Regions from separate parts of the Homo sapiens genome. Here region 1 is linked to region 2. A link is a contact called in ENCODE Hi-C or POLR2A ChIA-PET data. All regions are on one chromosome and are shown on one strand. Each heading gives the region's core, a stretch centred on a gene start or an enhancer-like site at or near the end of the contact. The rest is flanking DNA. Distances are from core to core; before and after follow the strand shown. Region 1 overlaps SCML4 (Scm polycomb group protein like 4). Region 2 overlaps SOBP (sine oculis binding protein homolog).

The links. A loop is a pair of places that touch in the nucleus more often than their neighbours do. ChIA-PET counts read pairs that join two places held with the same protein, here RNA polymerase II (POLR2A). Pooled maps may share reads with other maps.
Region 1: a pooled map shows a loop between it and region 2 (3-fold over the local background). The contact joins two enhancer-like sites. A Hi-C loop is called at or near these places in 2 of 50 pooled maps. POLR2A ChIA-PET finds 5 or more read pairs at or near these places in 2 of 52 experiments (activated T-cell and naive thymus-derived CD4-positive, alpha-beta T cell).

Annotation. Positions count from the first base shown.
Region 1 is chr6:107,785,559-107,789,042 of GRCh38, forward strand. All of the region lies in intron 1 of SCML4 (Scm polycomb group protein like 4), which reads right to left. Among named protein-coding and RNA genes, the nearest start is that of SCML4, 37 kb to the right of the region's middle. Within about 2 kb of position 1,838, at least 5 of the 41 ENCODE cell types and tissues checked have a DNase peak (open chromatin) inside an H3K27ac peak, as active enhancers do.
Region 2 is chr6:107,656,266-107,660,017 of GRCh38, forward strand. SOBP (sine oculis binding protein homolog) reads left to right here. Exons shown (of 7, transcript NM_018013.4): 7 at 1,942-3,752. Among named protein-coding and RNA genes, the nearest start is that of SCML4, 170 kb to the right of the region's middle. RefSeq lists enhancers at 1,264-1,841, 1,590-1,639, 1,842-2,418, 1,880-2,069. Within about 2 kb of position 1,991, at least 21 of the 41 ENCODE cell types and tissues checked have a DNase peak (open chromatin) inside an H3K27ac peak, as active enhancers do.

The sequences.
Region 1 (3,484 bases), core at 588-3,087, 130 kb after region 2:
CTCTCATGCTCAGAGAGGATCACAGGTCACTCTTCCAGGACTGAGATCAGCCGTGGTCCAGCCTTGCCTATGTGGCCCATGTGGAGATGTGCAAGGTCACCGGGGTGCTGTGGTGGAGCCTGTCCTCTGCACTCCCCTCCTGACTTTGAGAAGTTAAATAGCTAGTAAGGGAGAGGAGACATCTGTACATGATATGGCAGGAGGACAGTTCTGAAGCAACTAGTATCTCACGGATAATGACCTAAGAGCCCAGGATGCTCAGAAAAAAAGAGAGGTCCTACGAGGCTGAGGTTTTCCAGGGCCACAAAACAGCCAAGGGAGGGGCAGAGCCTGGCGCATACCCTGCCTGACAGCTCCTCCGCACCTCACCCTCACTAGCTCCTTGCAGCCTAGTACTCCAAGGGGGCCTTGGGGTGCTCCCATTTTGCTACCAACCCTAGAGGACATCTAGGACAGCTAGGCTGAAGGCTCCCCTGTGTGCAGCCCTGCAGTCCCACTTTCCCTACTCCTAGCTCATTCCAGAAGGCTTTCATTATTATTTCCAAGTCTAAGAAAGTCTTCTGGAATAATGAAACTGACCTGCTTCTAATCTGAATCAAAGCTACAATGAGAACTCAAGTGAGTTGGATCGCAGCAGGTCTCAGAAGCTTCTAATCTGGGGCCCCCACTCATGGTTTTGTCTAAGGTTGGAGTCAAAGAAGAGGCATTACTTGTTCTTTGCTCAGCAAGAGGGAGCTTATCCTCTCTCCCACCAGTGTCAGTTTCTGCCTGAAATGTGAGTGGTTTCCCCTGGCTAGATGAAAAGGAGCCACCTACAAAAATTTGTGTTTCTCAAGGAAGTGGCTTTCCAGAGGCTCCTCCCCCACAGTCTTGCCTGAAAATTGCTACTTGGACAGAATCTTTCTATTCTACATCCTTTCTTGTGGCTGTAATTGACCCATTTCTATCACAGCACCTACAACATGTTATTCTGTTTATTGGCATCCCTGTCTCTCTGTTCTAATATGCTTGAGCTCCTTGGAGAAGGCTCTGTGTCTTCTTCCATCTATCCCCACCTGGTTCAGTGTCTGGCACATCTTAAGGATTGACAAATATTTATTAAATAAATGATGTATGAACAAATGAATGGACGATCAGTGTCCCAGCCCTCTTCCAGGACTCCTCCTATTCCTTAGCACTGAGGCAGCAGAGTCCAGCCCAGGGTACTTGTCTTTTGTTTTTAGTAGTGGCCACCAGGCTCAGAAATTTACCTGCAGAGGACTCAGCAACCACTTTCCAACAACAAGGCCACTGCAATAAGACGCAGAGCATCCCATGCTGCCAAGATGGCTCTTCGCCTACTTCATCTCTTTTAATTTTCACAATGGTTTTGAGATAAGCATTACTGTCCTCGGATTTCCAGATGAGGAGCTAAGGCCCAGAGAGGCTACATGAGATCACCCATTAGTGGGCAGAGGGTAGATTCCACCCCAGAGCTCTCTGCATAACTCCCTACAGCTGTCTCCCTGTGTCGGCCCTGGACAGAATTCAGAGAGCTGGCAACAGAGCTGGCTGGGGGACAGGAGAGAAATCTGATCCTTCAGGCCACATCTCCATGTCTCTATAGGATATAAAGAAATGGGACTGATACAACATGAAAGCTTGGATGGTATAAAGTAACCCAGTCAACTCTCTGGGCATGAAATAACCGGGTGAATAGAACAACATAATTATTTATTGCCTACAGAGCTGATCCGAATTTTTTTTTGAAGATTGCTAAAGAGTGGTTGCAGGCAGCAGTAAGACAGCAATTGCTGCGAGACACTTGTCTCTGCTAAGGAGGCAGCAGCTGCGACTGTCACTCAGCCTCGGCACTCACATCCCACAGTGTAAGGAAAGACACCTTAGAATGCAGCTACACACACACATATATATATATTTTTGCAAACCACTATTTCCTGTTTTGTTCTCTATTTATACTTTACATTTAGTTTTGAGAAAGCGCTGGTGGTTTGGTGTTTGGGTTGTTTCTAGTTCAATCTTTATCTATAAAGCAAATTCTCTTTTCAAGATGATTTTTTGTAATATAAACCAACAGTATAGCTAGATTCCTTTCACATACTTTGCTAATAAAAATTCTTACAACTTCAACAATAAAGCAACAAGATTCAAATAACACAAATCACAACTCTCCAAGTCGGCACCTTGCCAAGTAGGAATCCATTCACCAGTCTTGCGGGGGTGGGGTTGTGAATTCTTCAAGGAATTCCAACAGACATTTTCACACAGATTTTCAGGCATATAGATGCTCATCCTGAAGTACAGAAATGTGTAACTATGATACCTTCATATGATACTCTTTGGAAAACACTGAAGTATCTAAAACACTTTGTTACTGCTATGTAATGACACATAGCAACCCAATGTTTGCCCTCCAAGAACTGTCTAAGAAAGATACCACCTCGGACCCAGGGAACAATCAGCAGAAAATAAACATGAAAACAGCACCAGGACCAATGCCTTCACCTCTTGTGCAGGTCAAGGAAAGATGCATTTAGAGGTAAAAGGCAAGAGCAAGTGCACAGTTATCGTGAAATTGATTTTGTTTCTCCACATTTGGTAGCTGAAAGCTTTGCTTCCCCAATAGACAAGGACCATGTTTCTGCAAGGACCAGGAAAGCTGGCTTTGCATTGCAGTGGGCAGTAAGCAGAATAGCAGAGTGACTCTTGGGTATCAGTGTCCTGCCCTGTCAAACGGAGACTTCAGTACTTGCCAGAGCCATGTCACCAGGCTGCCATAAGGATCCCATGAGAAAATGACCATGAGATCCTGTCATAATTGGTAAACCCTGTGTGATACAAATTACTATTCTTCCTGGGTAATTATTTTCTTTTGTTCTCTTTGTAGAGAACAGAGAGTCAATAGAAACTCTATTTCCAACCATCTTGTTTGCAGTGTCCCTAAAGGCAACATAAAGACAGATCATTTCTTTTTATTTGCCAAGCAAAAGAAATACACCCATCCAGACAATGCGACATTCCTCATCTTTTTCTACAGAGCATCACGTTAGTCTTGTCTCCCATCTAGATGATGCCCATCTCATGGGGGTGAAGCTGCTACCAACACCCTGGTATTAGGGAGGGTTTTAGAGCTCTCTAGAAAGCTGTGAGCCAGGGAGGAAGGCTAGGGTACTGGTGGTGCCTGACACTGTCGCCATCATTGTATGTACAGTCACTACACACCGGTTTATTCTCCCCTCTTATTTCACAAAGAAAAAGCCCAGGGTCTTCAAATACTAGGAAAGTAAAATGTCACCAGGTCTGAGAACAGAATGGGTGAAAGAGTGGGGGCTGGAGCAAGGAGCATAGGAAAACTCTCCCCCAGTGTGTGTTTCCCTGACTTACAGGAAAGAAGACAAAATGCAGCCTAATTTGCTTCTGGTCACCAAGTATCACAAAGGCTTCTCAGCTGTCCTGATAGGCACAGTCCCAGCGTTGCTCCACC
Region 2 (3,752 bases), core at 741-3,240:
ACTTATTCTTGAGAAAGAAAGAAAAGAAAGAAAGAAAGAAAGAAAGAAAGAAAGAAAGAAAGAAAGAAAGAAAGAAAGAGAAAGAAAGAAAGAAAGAAAGAAAGTAAGTCAAATGTGAGCTCTTTATTCAGAAATAAATATCCACATTTCCAAATCTGACCATGCCAAATGAAAAGGTTTCCATGGCCTTGTAATTCCACCCCCATTACATATTTGTGGTGTTTTGCATTTTCACTTTGGTTATTTAATATACATATTAAGTACACACAGATCTGGTGATTTAATGTGATTGGGGGAACTCAGGCATTTCCTGTCGTGCACAGTGAAACTTTCAAACCTTGTTTTTGGCTGCTGCTGATTATTGTTGCCATTAACACCAGGATTTAGATAGCAGGGTTCAAAGCACAAGCTTCCACTTAGTCCTCCCAATGGGCATTTGACCTCCTCTTGCTCTTGCTAAATTCATGTTATAAACACTCCAAGCAAGCTTCCAGGTCTCTTTGTGGCTCCATTTCTTCACTATAAAATGAGGAAATGGTACTGTATTATCTCTGGGGTCCCTTCAAGTCCTACATTCTATCACCTCTCTGAAGTTATTTGTTCATTGTTCTAAGAATAATCTCAACAGTTGTAAAGATGTTTACAAGTCCTCTGTCACCACCTCACCTTAGCCAAATTTTACCCATTCACATTTCTGACAGCCTCATTTATTGGCAGGAAGAAAAGGTGCTGTTTTGGGGCATGGCAGAAGAGAGGCGCCTGACCCACTCATGTGATCAAAGTGTGTCGAGCGCCCACAGCGGGCCAGACTCTGAGCTACGAGTTGGGTGTAGAGACACGAGCAAAACAGACAAGCCCCTGACCTCTGGGGCTTTACCATGCAGTTGGCAGACTTCTAAGTGGCTGCTCCCAGAACTGACTGAGTGGCCTCAGGAAGCTCTATTTCAAACCAAGTGACTGGCGGCAAATGAAAGAAGGCTGCAGGTATCAAGAGGCAGAGCCTCATATCTCGGTGAATGTTGGGATGAGCATTCCCCAGAAACTGACTTTCCTGGTGGAAAATCCTGTTCAGAGCCTCTGCCCTGGGACCCCAAGGCTCTTGGTTGATTTATTTTCTTCCAGTCCAGTGCTACTGTTTGTTTTGGATGTGAAGAGATGTGAATGGCTCACCTTTTACAGGCAAGACCCACACACGGAGAAAAGCAAGCATTTCTTCCAGCTTAGTTGCCTTTGTGGGAAACTTCTGAAGATAGGTATATGTGTCCATGGTAATTTTCCACTTGCCAAAAAGTGAATCTATTGGCCCTCTTTTCAGCAAATACCAGAGCTGAGACATGGGGTTACAGGAGTGAGGTCAGGAGCTCCAGGGTCCTCCGTGACCTTGCCTGGCTTTGGAGTGACCTTGGGTGACTCAAAAGACCTCCTGCTGGGGCTGGATGCGGTGGTTCATGCCTGTAATCCCAGCACTTTGGGAGGCTGAGGCAGGAGAATCACTTGAAACTGGGAGGCAGAGATTGCAGTGAGCCAGTTGCACCACTGCACTCCAGCTTGGGCAACAGAGCGAGACCCTGTCTCAAAAAAAAAAAAAAGCCTCCTGCTGGTTAAGCATGCAGTCATGTGGAGGGGGAGGGTTGCTGGGTTGCAAAGGATGCTGTGGTCTTTGGGTGAGGGCGTGGTGTACCCTACTCATTATGGTATTCCAAAAAGCGACTTGAGTTTCATTTCCTCACACAAAGCTGGCAGGGCTGACCTGAGCAGACCGTGAATGAAACTCCTGTTGAAATCACGCTGTGCTGCAGCGGTTCTGGGGCTCATCCTAGGTCTGCCCTGGCGGCTGGAGAGTGTGCTGCTGTCTGACTCATGCCTGGGTTCTCCCCAGCTGGGCGGAGGGAGGGGGATCGGTCCAGTGGATTCTGACAGCCCCTTCTGCTCTTTTTCCAGGAACGTTCACTCACAGGGTACGCTCATGGAGAGAGGGCGCAGAGCAAACCATGTCACGCCATCCAATGACACCAGCTGGTCAGCTCACCACCCCCTCTGGCTAAAACTCAAGCAAATAAAGCCGCTTCCTGTCATTAAGCATCTCAGAGGAAGCAGCCCTCCCTCGATGGCCTCTAGCCCAGAGAAGCCCGCGCATCTTGGACCCACCAAGCAGGCCCAGCCTTCCTGCTGCCACCATCTCTGCTTCTCCCCAGAGGAACTTAGGGATTTCACCCCTGGCTTTTAAAAAAAACGAAATACCGACAAGCCACAAGGACCAATGTAGGTATTCTCCCCGCCCCATCTTCAAGGCTCAGCGACTGAGGCTGGAAGATGATATGGATTGGAACACAAAAAATCTTTTTTTAATCTTTTTAAAAACTGCTGTGGTTTTGCTGCTACACTAAGAATTGTGATTTGCATTGTACGGTTTTGGACCTATATTGTTCACGTTTTGATGGCGGAGAGGGGTGGTCCTGGAGGCCCAATGCTTCAGAGTCATCTCTGTCCTGCCCGGGATGCACTTTTAAATGAAGAGTTAGAATATTTTATTGGCTAATATACTTTTCTTGTTATTTTTACAAAGGCCACCTTTATCCTTTTTGATGCCATATTTTCAGTGTTACACTTTTATGGCTTTTAATTTTCGATTTGACAGATGTAAGAAGCAGCATGAATAGTTTATACTGTGGTTTTTCAGAGACTGAATGCCAAGAGAACTCGGTAAATGTTTATTCTTCTCAGCTTTCTCTTTAAATTCCCCTAAATAGCGCCCCATTTGGGAACAGAGCAAGAGTGTTGAACTGAAGACCAAAATGCCCTCAAGGTGTAAAATAATCCGAGGGGGAATATTTGCTGGGCGTCAGGAAAGACTCAGATGAAATTTCAACCCTGATGGTTTTCGGTGATCCAGGAAGTCAGTGAGACAATCTCTCTATATGCAGAGCCCTTTCATGATAATTAGAATGGTATGGACAAACCAATGAAAACAAGAGGGAAAGTGAGAAAGATCACCCATGATTCTGTTTCACTGTTTGCTTTCTCCTGTCATGGTTAAGAGAAATGTGCAATTCGATCCTCAATCAGTGGGTGGAGGATAACAGGGTAGATTCACTTGTGTGCACTTGTACAGTTGTAGCTGCGAGTCCAGAAGTCCTCTAGAGCATGTGTACTGGCACTGAGTTGGTGAGACAGTTGTGGAGTATCCCATTCTGATGAGTACAGAAAAAAAAAGAAAAAGAAAAGAAGAGAAAAAATTAAGAAAAAAATCAAAAAAGGAAGAAAACTAAAAAAAAAAAAAATCAAATCACCTTGTGATTCAGTGTATCTGTTTACTAACTCAAATAAAGCAATTGTTCCCTCTGGAGGGGTCCAGGTGCCCCCGCCCCACAAGGCCGCGGAGCCTCAGCAGGAGGGGTGGCGAGTTGCGGGTGGGCAGGGCCAGGACGGTGTGGCGCCAGCCTTGAAGCACCACGGCCCAAGGATGCGGTGTACATACTGTATTTCTAGATTCTCCTTTGTACAGAGTCACTTCACAAGTCAAGCTACTGTTTTACAGGTGCTCCTTATTTATTAGAGCTGTGAGAGCTTGGGGGACACACCTGGCGAGCAAGCTCGCTTTTTAAAAATGAAATTTGGGGGCAGGGGAAGGGGAGGCGGGAGGGAGGGGAAGCTCGCAAGCCCGGGGAGAGATTTATAAAAGTAAACAAAAGAAAACCTTCCAGCAACAAATTAAAAAATAATAACAAATCAACCCCAGCACCAAACCCACC